Regions from separate parts of the Homo sapiens genome. Here all the other regions are linked to region 2. The links are chromatin contacts, found by Hi-C or POLR2A ChIA-PET in ENCODE. All regions are on one chromosome and are shown on one strand. The core of a region is the stretch at or near the end of the contact, and the rest is flanking DNA. Distances in the headings are between cores, read along the strand shown.

Region 1 (4,340 bases), core at 367-2,866, 600 kb before region 2:
CACCCCTGCTTGGGCGCCACTACCTTCCCCTTGTCTGGACACCAGAATCCACTGTCCCTTTGTCTGGACGCTGGAGTCCGCCGTGGGAGTTGCTTGCCACATGTCTAGCTGTAAGCTCTGCAGAGCCCACTCTGGTGCCTGCGCTTGAAACAGCTGGCGGGACCCGGCACTCACTCACCCACACACCCACTCCCGCCAGGGGCTGAGCATACAGTCATGGTGGCCATGGTATCCGTGCCATAGTGCAAACCAGGTGCCCACCGGTGGACCAAGTAGATGGGGTATCTCCTGCGGCGAGCCTGGACCCAAGCAAGGCCTGGGCAGGGGCCTCGCCAGCCGGAGGTCTCTGGCTGCCAGAGTGGCTGAGAAAAATCCTGCATCACAAACAATAACACCTAAAAAGATATAATACAACAGTTGTAAAATAGTAAACAACAAATAGTACACAGCTGCAAATAGTTCAACCGTGAATGACGGTTATTCTAAAAGACAAACTTCACAAGATATACACCTGGTCAACATGCTCCTTAGGGAGTCAGGGCTCCTGTTTCCTCCAGCCACCTACCACATTTAAGTGGTGAGCTGCTACAAATCATTTTAATAGATATTGGCAATACACATTACAGTTTTCCAACTCAGATCTTAATAAATTTATGTTGTAGCTACCAGAAAAATAAAAAGTAAAAACAATCCCATTCAGAATGACAGAATTAAACCAGATGAAAATCTTTCTTTACAGATGGGGGATACTTGGTAAAAGGCAAATCAGTTCCCACAAAGAATGAATGAGCTAAAACTTCTGTGTAAAAATATTTCTAGGGCTACTGGGCTAGCGATGGGTTTGGCGCTGACTTAAAATAATCTTGCTAGCAAAAATGGAGCGGAAGCATGAAAGGATAGGAAAAAAACCAACACTCCCTATACACACACACACACACTCCTTCTCTTTCTCTCTCTCTTAGGACCCCAAGAAACTAAGACCCGATGATACAAATTCACTGTTTCTCTTTCTCGTCACGGAAAAGCAGCTTGGAGAATCTACTGGTTACTAAATTGAAGACAAAAACAAAAAAGATACGTATACTGTGATGAACACGTCACGTTTCTCTCCTCCAACCTACCAATAACTTCATAAAAGTTAAAGAGCTTCCATCCCTTCACGCTCAGCTGCGGAAAGGCTACGCTTTCGCCCGCCGCTCGCGTCCCCGGCCCGGACCGCGGCCGCCCCGTTCGCCGCCGCGCCTCTCCCCGCCCGGCAGGCTCCGCCGCCCTCCACGGCCGACCTGGCGCAAGGGCCTGTGCAGCCACAACCTCCGGAGCGCTCCGGACGGGACCGGAAAAGCAGAAGCTCCAGCGCAACCGACGGCGGGTTCCGCGGCGCAGTGCGCCGCCGTCCCCCTCCCGCTCCCACCGCCCACCACCCACCAACACCGCCCCGCGCTCCCGCAGCGCCCGCCGCCCCGGCCCAGCCTGGCCCGCACCGGCGTGCCCCGAGGCGAGTCGCGGCAGCCCGACCCGAGCAGGGGAGGCCAATGATAAGGCGAGCACCTCCTGCGGAAAGACCGACCCCCGGCAACTCCTCACCTGCGTCCATCTTCCCAGTCCGGCCGCCGACTGACCCGAGCGGCGTCGCTCCGACGGGCCAGCAACGCGACGCGGCGACGGGACGCCGCGGGGGCCAATAGGTGTGCCGGCGCAGGCGGCGAAGACGATACGGCGCGCGAGCGGAAATACGCGGGAGCCGCCATTTTGGCGTACGGCCGGGCCGACGCGAGCCCCGGGGCGCCCTGCGGGCGGCATGGGGTCGTGTCGTGGGACGACGGCTGGTTCTGCTGTCCGACGGGACACTGTGTGCCATGGGTGGCGCTTCCTCCTCTTAGAGGACCCAGGAGCAGTTGTCGAGGCGGCAGAGGCGAGCTCTGTCCCCGTCCGAGCAGCCATCTTGCGGTACGGACGTGCTCGGCGCGCCCATGTCGCGGTACGGACTTGCCCCGCCGGGGCGACTCCCCCGCCCGTCTGCCCGCCTGCCGACGGACGCTGCGAGGGGCCTGCGGCGCCCCGCTGGTCCGAAGACGCCCGAACCCGCGGCTGGCGAGGACGCGGGCGGGGGCTGGGGCGGGGGCGGGCCCGCTGCGGGCGCCTGCGCCTCCATCTTGCCGTACGGCGCGGACGCCGCGGGCCGGCCCACGTCCCGAGCCGTGTCGCCGCCGCGCTCCCTCCCTCGGGGCGGTCCGCGGGCGGGCGGGCGGCTAGGGCCGGGGCCTGGCTGCGCGGCTGGGCCAAGGCCCGCGATGGTGATCTGCTGTGCGGCCGTGAACTGCTCCAACCGGCAGGGAAAGGGCGAGAAGCGCGCCGTCTCCTTCCACAGGTACGCGGGCCCCGGGCCGCCACGCCCCCGCCCCGACCCGGCCCTGCGGGGAAACTGAGGCCCCGCGGCCGGCCCGAACGCGGGGGGCGGGGGCGCCGGGCCTCGGCGGCCGGGGCGCGGGGGAGCGGGCGTGGGCGCTGTGTGACCTTGGCCCGGCCGCCGTCTCTGGGCCGGGCGCCTCGGGCAGCGCAGCCGCCCCCACCCCGGCCGCCTGGGTCCGCCCTGCGCGCGATCGATCCGGCCGGCGCCTAGGCTTCAGAAGCCGCACGCTCTGGAAGCGCAGGTCCTGGGCCGATTGTCCTGCTCGGCCGCGACTGCTGACTCTCCGGACCGCGCGGGCCGTCGGCCTGGATGTCTGCGAGCAGGAGCGACCGGGCAGACGCGACCTGCGCCTCCGTAGCTGACAGCCCCCGAGAGGGCTTTCCGGGACTGGGCCCCCGAGCCCAGGACGCGGGTACGCGCGGAGAGTCTACGGGACGGCCGGCTGGGGACGGCATCCTCCTGCGCTCCCTTAGAGCCTGGCCCGGGGCTCTCGGCCGCTTCCCACGTGGGCCCCCGCGGCAGGGCCCAAACCCCTCTAAGGCCTTGTGAGTTCAGCCTATTTCAGTGAGATTTCTGCGGATTACACGCGGGAGGCACCAGAACCGCGAACAGACTTTAAAAACCACTTTGGAGATGTTTCTGTTTTATGTTGCATGGTGTTATTTAAGTTTTAAAGACGGGAATGGCACGTGTTATTTATAGGGTTATTGAAAGTTCACAGTAGTTTGCTGTAAGTCTTAAATCATTACAATGTATTATAAGAATTAGTAACATTAGATTATTTCACAAGTCAGCCAGCGCACTTTCTTGACAATTTCCTTCAGAGCTTGTGTCCTAGAAGTTTTGTTATTGTTTTTTGAAAACGAGGCAACGTGTTGCAACGGTCTAACATGGTATGGGAGGAAAGGACATCGGAATTGGGGGTGGGGGGGTACCTTTGCAGTTGGCCTCACAGTGTTCAGAAAGGAGGTTAGAAGGTCCTGTTGCTTAGAACGGCCCAGTCCATCCTGTTAGGATTTGTCCTGGTCCACACTGGCCTCAGGTGGAGCAAATAGCAGTTAGAACTGACCACCCTGTCCCTTATGTGCACATTAGGGCCTGGTTTTTTTTTCTTTTTTTCTCTTTTTTTTGAGAAGGAGTCTCCCTCTGTCGCCCAGGCTGGAGTGCATTGGTGCGATCTCGGCTCACTGCAACCCCCGCTCCTGGGTTCAAGCTATTCTCCTGCTTCAGCCTCCCAAGTAGCTGGGATTACAGGCAAGCGCCACCACGCCTGTCTAATTTTTTTGTATTTTTAGTAGAGACAGGGTTTCACCATATTGGCCAGGCTGGTCTCGAACTCTGGCCTCAAAGTCCTGACCTCAAGTGATCCACCCGCCTCGGCCTCCCAAAGTGCTGGGATTACAGGCATAAGCCACCCCGCCCGGCCCAGGCCTATGTTCTTAAACACAGAGTTTGCCTTAATGAAGAAATGGTTATGAAGGATCTTTATTAGGTAATAAAGAAATGACTAAACATCCTATTCAGTATCTTCCTGCGCTGGTTGCTTTTTTCTCACCATTTTTAAATTATGGTATAATACATGTAACATGAAATTTACCATCCTAACTTTTTTTGGAGACAGAGTCCCACTCTGTCACCCAGGCTGGAGTGCAATGGTATGACCGTAGCTCACTGCAGCCTCAGCCTCCTGGACCCAAGTGGTCCTCCCATCTCAGCCTCCAGAGTAGCTGGGATCACAGGCATGAGCCACGGCTCCCAGCCTTTCCTACCGCTTTTTCAGTGTACAATTCATGGCAACAAATACATTCACGTTGTTGTGCAGCTGTCACTACCATCCACCTCCAGAATTATTTTTATTTTGTAAAGCGGAATCTCTGGACTCATTAAACATTAATACCCCAGTCCTCCTCTCCCTAGGCTCTGGGAACCC
Region 2 (3,854 bases), core at 824-3,323:
ACACAGCCATACCTATTCATTTACATATTGTCTATGGCTGGCTGCTTTCACATTACAATGGTAGAGTTGAGTTGTGATAGAGACCATATGGCTCACAAAGCCAAAAGTATTTACTTTCTGGCCCTTTACAGAAAAAGTTTGCACAGCTTGGTTTATGTTATTGGAGTCATCTATTTTATTTCTGCATGTAAGTTTTATTATTTTAAAATTTTTCTTTAAAGGGATTAAAAAGTCTTCAACCCACATATTTATCATTTTTAACACTCTTCATTCTTTTGTGTAGATCCAGATTTTCCCTTGGTACCAGTTTTTTTTTGCTTCTGACTAAATAATTTCCTTTAACATTTTTTTGTAATGCAGGTATGCTGGTGATGAATGCTCTTCATTTTTGTTTGTGTAAAAAAGTCTTTATTTCAGCTTAACTTTTGAAATGTAGTTTTGCTGGTAATACAGTACACTAGGTTGATGGTTTTTTCTTTCAGTGCTTTGAAGGTGTTACTCCAGTGTCTCCTGGCTTGCATTGTTTTTGACGAGAAGTCTGTTTCATTCTTGTTTCGCTGTATGTAATGTGGCTTTTTCCTCTGGCTGTTTTTGAGGTTTTTTATCATTAGTTTTCAGCAATTTGATTATGGTATGGCTTTGCATGGTTTTCTTCATGCTTTTCTTGGAAATGTGGGTTTTAGTTTTCATCAAATGTGGAAAATGTTTGGGTATTATTTCTTCACATACTTTTTCTATAACACTCCTTTCCACACCCATCTCCATCCTCCTTCGCAGACTCCAAATACGTGGATCCCAGGCTGCTTAATATTGTTCTCCATCCTCCTTTGCAGACTGCACATACATGGATCCCAGGCTGCTTGATACTGTTCTTCATCCTCCTTCACAGACTCCAAATACGTGGATCCCAGGCTGCTTGATACTGTTCTCCATCCTCCTTCGCAGACTCCAGATACGTGGATCCTATTACCCTAATATCGTTCTGCAGGTTGCTGAAGATCTCTTCTTTTTCTTTTAGTCTTATTCTCTCTGTGATGCATATTGAATTGTTTCTGTTTCACTCTTCAGGTTCATTGATCTTTCCTTCTGCAATATCTAACCTGCTGTAAATACTATTCAGTGTATTTTAAAAACTCAGATATATTTTTCATTTCTACAAGTTTTTAAAAATACCTTCTACTTCTCATTAGGTTTTTTTCCCCTCAACAATCTTGATTATAGGAGCATATTCATAATAGATAATTAAACATTTGTATCTGCTAATTCTGTCATTTCTGGTGCCTGTTTCTATTGATCTATTTTTCTCCTGACTGTGAGTTATATGTTACTTCTTTGTAGACCTGATAATTTTTGACTGGGTATTTTGGAGTTCTGGATTCTGTTGTATTATTGATATACTCCTGTTGAGGAGTATAGGATTTTATTCTGGCACATGGCTCAATGACTTAGGATCAGTTTGATCCTTTTAAGCTTTCTTTAAGATCTGTTAGGGCAGGTCGACATTAGTCTTTAGTTCAGCACTACTAAAGTGACACCCCACTGAGGACTCTATGCAATAGACTCCCAGCCCTGTTTGAGCTCCAGGAAGTGTTTGACTTACTGCTTTCTAGTGGTTCTTTCCCCAGCCTTGCAGATTTCATCCTGAGCCTGATAATAATAAGCCAAAATTCAGGGAGGTCTCCTCTTGATCTCATGCTCCCTCCTGCCTCAGGAGCACCATCCTGTAGCCACTGAACTAGGATCTTTGTCTCCTCAATTCAAAGGGACTGCTGGACTCTCAGTTCCTCCTCCCAGCACAGTGGAGTGGAAACTGCCCCAGGCAGAATCTGGGGCAATTGTAGGGCTCACCTCATTTGATTCCCTTTTCTCAGGGGTGACAGGCTTGTGCTGTCTGTTGTCTAATGGCTGAAAAGGGTTTCACAGATTTTGTCTGTTTTTCTAGGTGTTGATGGTGAGAGGGAAATTCCAAGAGCAGTTAATTCTTGTTGGCCAGAAGCAGAAGACTAGAGACTCTTTTTTGTAGTGTCCAATTTGTGGCCCACTTCCTGTCAGACCTGATTAGACTGTCAGCATCTGCGCCTTGTAATACAGTCAATCAGTCATTACGTTAGCACCACCGTCAGTCTGTTGTTTCTTTCTTCTTCCTCTTTTGTTTTTTTTTAGACAGAGTCTCACTCATTCTGTTACCCAGGGTGGAGTGCAGTGGTGCGATCTCAGCTCACTGCAACCTCTGCCTCCCGGGTTCAAGCAATGCTCCAGCCTCAACCTCCCGAGTAGCTGGGATTACAGGCATGCAGCACCACGTCTGGCTAACTTTTGTATTTTTGGTACAGATGGGGTTTCACCACGTTGGCCAGGCTGGTCTTGAACTCCTGACCTCAAGTGATCCGCCCGCCTCAGCCTCCCAAAGTGCTGGGATTACAGGCATAAGCCACCACACCCGGCCAGTCTGTTTCTTATTATTCACTCTACTTGCATCATTATTCTGTAGAAAACACGGTTTATTTGCAAAAAATTTTTGAAACCACTTATCCGTTTCCTGACATGAATTTAGTGAAATACATTGATATTTAGATAACAATCTGGGCAAAGTGAGCTGTGACACGGAACAGTGACTTTAAAGCAGCCAAATAGGTGAGGCTGCCTCCTCCCGCTCCTGCCCCACCCTCCCCTCAGGACACACCCTGGCCTCCCATGCACTCGGCAAAGACTGATGGAGGGCCCATGACCCTCTGTGTCTTACGGGTAAAACAGAATTTCCTCCTGAATTTTTTAAACTAAAAATAACCTGAATAGTTTGTCTTTAGCATCTCCCTGGAGAGAAGCAGCACCTGGTGCGTCCACAGAAGTCGGCACAGTGGGTGAGCCTCTGGAGGCAGGTGCAACAATCAGACACGAAAGCCATTTTTATACTGTAGGCTGCAATCTCCAGTTGGCCTTTTAATTCCTCTAACAAGTCACAACTAGCAGTTAAACAACACAAAATAGAATAGAAAATAGTGAAAGGTCAGTTTTCTTTCTGATTCCCGTTACTTTCCCTTGTGTGCTGAGGGTTCTAGAGTAGGAGAGGAAGATGTTAAAAAAGTCAAGAGTCACCCAGGCTGGAAGAGGAGACTTGTGAACTTTGTCATCCCTCCTGGCATTTCACAGATGGAAACCAAGGCCCAGAGAGGGGAAGGGGTTGCTCAGCCTCACACAGCACCCTGGAGGCAGCATCCATCTTTTGCTTCCTATTTTCCCTGCAGTTGGTGGCTTAGGATCCAGGCTGAGCGGGAAGCGCTGGGGAGTGGGAAGGGGGCAGAGGCATCCTCCCACCCCAGAGACAGGTGTGAGGTGAGTCAGATGGCAAGGAAGGAAGGGGAAAGTGGCTATGGGGGTGTTCACGGCACAAAGCCACCATCAGCCATGGTGGCCTGCAGGCACTTGGCCAGTTACCTGTCTCACAGCGAAGTCCCTTGAAGGGCTCGGCACACAAGCAGGTGTAATTCCCCACTAGGTCAACACAAGAGCCTCCATTCAGGCAGGGGTCAGGGCTGCAGTCGTCCACATCTGAGGGGCAGCAGAGGTGCGGGCTTGGCTTGAGCCAGGCCACAACCACCCTGTGCCCAGCACCTGGCCACGGGCAGGAGCCCCTCTCCAATCCGAAGCCAGGCCACTCACCCATCTCGCAGGCTGCTCCGGTGTATCCGGCCTGGCACACACACACCGCAGAGCCATTCTCCACCTGGCACTGGCCACCATGTTGACACTCTTTGGTGTCACAGGGGGATTGGGCTAGAGTGAGGAGGTGTAGACAGGACGATGGACTCCCAGTTATGGTTACCTGAGGGGACAGAAACCCCTGGGACGTACAC
Region 3 (3,787 bases), core at 1,080-3,579, 730 kb before region 2:
GAGCCTTTGACTGGGGCTGCCAGGACCATGACCCCCACCAGCCCTTGTGGCCTCCTGGGTCCTGCCCTGGTCTGTCCTCCCCACACCCCTGAGGTCCAAGGGGCAGTGCTGGGGAGCACTGCCAAGGGCTTGCGCCCGCCCTGGGTCTAACCGGCTAACAAAGCGAGGAGGGGCCCGTCCCGGGGCCTCAGCCTGGGAGCAGACAGCCGCCCCAGCTCCTTGCCTGTGGGGTCCAAGGAAAAGTGAGTGGGAGGGCTCAGGTCTGTGATGTTCCACCAGGAGGAACCCGGCCCAGGGCCTAGGTGTCAGGAGGGCTCTCCTAAGACAGCCCCGAGCTTCCCAGCCCCTCCACCTGCCCCTAACCCTCAACTCAGGCTCCTGGTCCACCCCAAGGGCCCCCAGCCCTCCCCGTCCCAGGCAGCGCCACATTCTAGCAGCTATTTGCTCTCGGCCTCCCTGACCAGCTCCTTTTTATTTTTCCAGAGAGGGTCTCGCTCTGTCACCCAGGCTGGAGTGCAGTGGTGTAGTCACGTGGGGCTCCCCACAGCCTCGACCTCCTGAGCTCAGGCTTGTCCCTCCTCCCCTGTAAGAGCCTCCTGTAGCTGGAACTCTAGGTGCATGCCACCACGCCTGGCTATGTTTAATTTTTTGTAGAGGCAGAGTCTCACCATGTGTGCCCAAGCTCTTCTCAAACTCCTGGGCTCAAGCAATCCTCCCACCTCGGCCTCTCAAAGTGCTGGGATTCCAGGTGTGAGCCACCGCGCCCGGCCCTGGACCAGCTCCTCGAGGAATCATTTTTCACTCCTCTGCATCGTTTGGGTGGGTGTGGGGGTGGACACGCCTACCACACAGGCAGCTTCAGGGTCCCAGAAGGTCAGTGGCACCCCAAGGGACCCAGGCCGAGGGTAGGGCCTTTTCAGGTCACAGGTGCTCAGAGGCAGCAGAACAGGACCTAAACCCCGAGCGCTCAGGAAAGCAGCCGGCGTGAAGCCACATCGCTGGGGGGCCAACGCGCCGGGCCAGGTGGGCAGAGCCCTGGTCACTGGTCGTTAACGTGCCTGCCATCTGGGTCCAGACACACTGCCCTGTACGCCTGTCACCTCTGCCTCCATGTGGGCGAAAGTACCTAGGTGCCGAGGCAAGAGACTGAAGGCACAAACTGTTTCAGTATAATAAAGAAAATAGTTGGAATAAGATTAGTCATAATACAAATTAGATATAGAGATGATCATGGACAATTATCAATCATTATTATAAACATTATTAATCATTAGCTTTTAATATTACTCTTTGTTGCATTTCATACTCCTCCTGTACTCCTGGTTCCTCTTTGAAGTTCGTAGCAGATAGCGGTAAAACAAATAGTGAAAGTCTTAAAGTCTTTGATCTTTCTTATAAGTGCAGAGAAGAAAATGCTGACGTTTGCTGCCTTCCGTCTCTGCTTCGGCTACCTAAAAGGGAAGGGCCCCCTATCCTGTAATCACATGACTTACTTCACCTTGTCAATCACTGAGAAGATTCACCCTCCTTACCCTGCCCCCTTGTCTTGTATGCAATAAATATCAGTGGGCCTAGCCCTCTGGGACCACTACTGGTCCCCGCGTCTTGATGGTAGTGGTCCCCAGAGCCCAGCTGCTTTCTCTTTCTCTCTTTATCTTGTGTCTTTATTTATTACAATCCCTCATCTCCACACACAGGGAAAACACCCGCTAAGCCCCGTAGGGCTGGACCCTACACCTCCACACTGCCAGGATCCTGATGGACGTCCTCAGGGGCCTGCGGCGTCCCAGGAGCCCCAAACCCCAAACCCTTCCTCTGGGCTCTAAGTCCACAACTGTCAGACACCTCTGGGTCCCAACCACTTGCCCTTCTGCTTACAGGAAACTGGCTCCCCCAGGGGCTCTCCCAGGGGCCAGCCGTCCTGGGGGAGGGGAGGGGCGGGCACTCCACTCTCCCTGGGGCTGAGACCACCCGGCCCACCCCTTCTCCCCTCTCCCCTGCTGTACACAGGCAGCTCTGGCCCTGCCTGGGGCCCCTCCCACCACTCTCCTGGCCCCCTCCTTGGCCTCAGCTCAGGGGCCCTGGTTGTGTAACATCTTCTCAGATTGCAGCAGCTTAGAGGTCTTAATGTGACAATCACCAGCTTCTAATCCGAACACAAAGGCCGCCCCTGAGCACCCACCCCGCCCCGACGACCCTGGCTGGAGCCGCTGCAGAATTCCGTCAGAACCCGCCAGGCCGGAGCTGCTGCGGAAGGAACGGGGCCAGAACCCGCCTTCCTCCCCACACACGTGCTCCTCATTGCTCTTTCCGCGTGGCTGCAGGCCTCGTCAGAGCCTCCGGCTGGGAGGTTGGGACGGCGTGGAATTCTCTGCGCGTCTCTTACACACACCTGACCACGGACACTCAACGCCGTCACATGGCCGTTGGGGGAGCTGTCTCCGGGGCACCAAGGCTGGTGGCCTGCCTCACGCAGATTCGCCGCGTTCTCCTGCGTCGGAGTCACTCGGAGTCTGTGTTAACCCGCGGGCTGCGAGAACACGGCCTGCCTGGATGCGATCGGGTCTCATCAGATTTTCCTGCTGTCAGGTAGAGAAATCTAACAGGTTTCCGGCTTGTGAAAACTCCTGGCCTCCCAGCCACCACGCAGTGTGGGTTTTCCTCATGGCAGACAGGCAGTTCTTCGGGCCAGCTCGGGCCAGCCAGGTGTCTCACCGGCACCTGCTTTGCCTGGCTGTGTTGTATTTCACATATCTAAAGGCACAAAAGAAAAGCCTGAGGGGGATCTAAGAAGCCCCTCTCCCCATTGCTGGATAAACTGGAGGTGAACATGGCAGGGCAGGGCAGCAGCGGAGACGGCAGGACCCAGCCACGGAGCTCCAGGAACAAGTGCCCACGGCTGGCAGCAGGGCTGTCATGGGCAGGACGTGCCCGGCACTGGCCTGCTCCGGCCCAACGGTCACCGCAGCCTCCTGGAGCCGGACCCCCAGGGAAGAGCAGCCGCAGCCTCTTCCTCCTCCAACAGTCCTGGACTGTGTCCGCTTCCCCAGTCCCCAGAGGCCCAGCGGAAGGCAGTGTGGATGCAGAGGTCTTGCTCTCCCAGGGTCCAGAGGGCACTAGGGGGAGGAATTCCTCCTCCCCCCTCTGCAGGCACTACCAGCGGGTGTCCCTCAGCAGGCAAGGCCAGGCCTCTGCAGCCCCACAGCCCATGCTGAGCCCAGATCCTCACGGGAAGCCCGGGGCTCTGGGCTTTTCCCTGTCACCCGGCTGGCCTCTCCAACAACAGGAGTGAGCATTTAGACCACGACCAGGGCCGGAGGTCCTTAGGAAAGCAACGGACCCCAGCTCTGAGAATCACAAGTCCCTACCCAGGGTGGGACGTGGGGTCGTGCGGCCAGCACGGGCAGAAGCTTGAAAGCCCCCAAGTCACCCCTGGGCCAGCAGCAGCCACCCAGGGCAGGAGGGCAGGTGCACAGCCAGGGTCAGCGGGTCAGCAACTCACCCTGGCCTGCAGCCTACCCAGCACGGACCATGTGCCCAGTAGCAGAGCTAGAGGAACAAGCAGAAAAATGGCCGGCCCCCAACCAGAGGTCAGAGGGAAGGGCAGGAGCCGCCGGCTGACCTCGGGGGACGCGGGCACACGCTGTGGGGCTTCGTGTCAGGCACCCATGGGGCCTGGGGTCTGCTCTGTGCAACAGATACTGTCGGGCTGCCCATGGGTACCCAGCCTGGGATGGCAGAACAGTGGCCAGAGCCCAGGGACAGAGCCGGGCCTTGGCCAGTGAGG

What was found. A loop is a pair of places that touch in the nucleus more often than their neighbours do. ChIA-PET counts read pairs that join two places held with the same protein, here RNA polymerase II (POLR2A). Pooled maps may share reads with other maps.
Region 1: a pooled map shows a loop between it and region 2 (5-fold over the local background). The contact joins the promoter of ATG4B here to the enhancer-like site in region 2. A Hi-C loop is called at or near these places in 1 of 37 single-sample maps with no recorded cell type and 6 of 50 pooled maps. POLR2A ChIA-PET finds 5 or more read pairs at or near these places in 1 of 52 experiments (B cell).
Region 3: a loop to region 2 is called in a pooled map, with 4 times the contacts of the local background. The contact joins two enhancer-like sites. A Hi-C loop is called at or near these places in 2 of 50 pooled maps.

What each region holds. Positions count from the first base shown.
Region 1 is chr2:241,634,969-241,639,308 of GRCh38, reverse strand. It overlaps ATG4B (autophagy related 4B cysteine peptidase), which reads right to left and starts at 1,616. Exons shown (of 13, transcript NM_013325.5): 1 at 1,585-1,616. The coding sequence starts at 1,594. THAP4 (THAP domain containing 4) reads left to right here and starts at 2,151. Exons shown (of 6, transcript NM_015963.6): 1 at 2,151-2,368. The coding sequence starts at 2,292. RefSeq lists enhancers at 135-668, 1,068-1,995 and silencers at 1,159-1,298, 1,339-1,528, 1,549-1,598, 1,969-2,318, 2,349-2,418 and 1 more.
Region 2 is chr2:241,039,995-241,043,848 of GRCh38, reverse strand. It overlaps SNED1 (sushi, nidogen and EGF like domains 1), which reads right to left. Exons shown (of 32, transcript NM_001080437.3): 7 at 3,661-3,774; 8 at 3,436-3,549. All of the region lies in intron 1 of SNED1-AS1 (SNED1 antisense RNA 1), which reads left to right. It also overlaps a transcript of MTERF4 not described here. Among named protein-coding and RNA genes, the nearest start is that of SNED1-AS1, 22 kb to the left of the region's middle. RefSeq lists enhancers at 1,761-1,990, 2,441-2,490. Within about 2 kb of position 2,073, at least 4 of the 41 ENCODE cell types and tissues checked have a DNase peak (open chromatin) inside an H3K27ac peak, as active enhancers do; they include B cell, where a contact is called at or near this core.
Region 3 is chr2:241,769,998-241,773,784 of GRCh38, reverse strand. No RefSeq gene overlaps it. Among named protein-coding and RNA genes, the nearest start is that of GAL3ST2, 4.9 kb to the left of the region's middle. RefSeq lists an enhancer at 2,110-3,022. Within about 2 kb of position 2,329, at least 4 of the 41 ENCODE cell types and tissues checked have a DNase peak (open chromatin) inside an H3K27ac peak, as active enhancers do.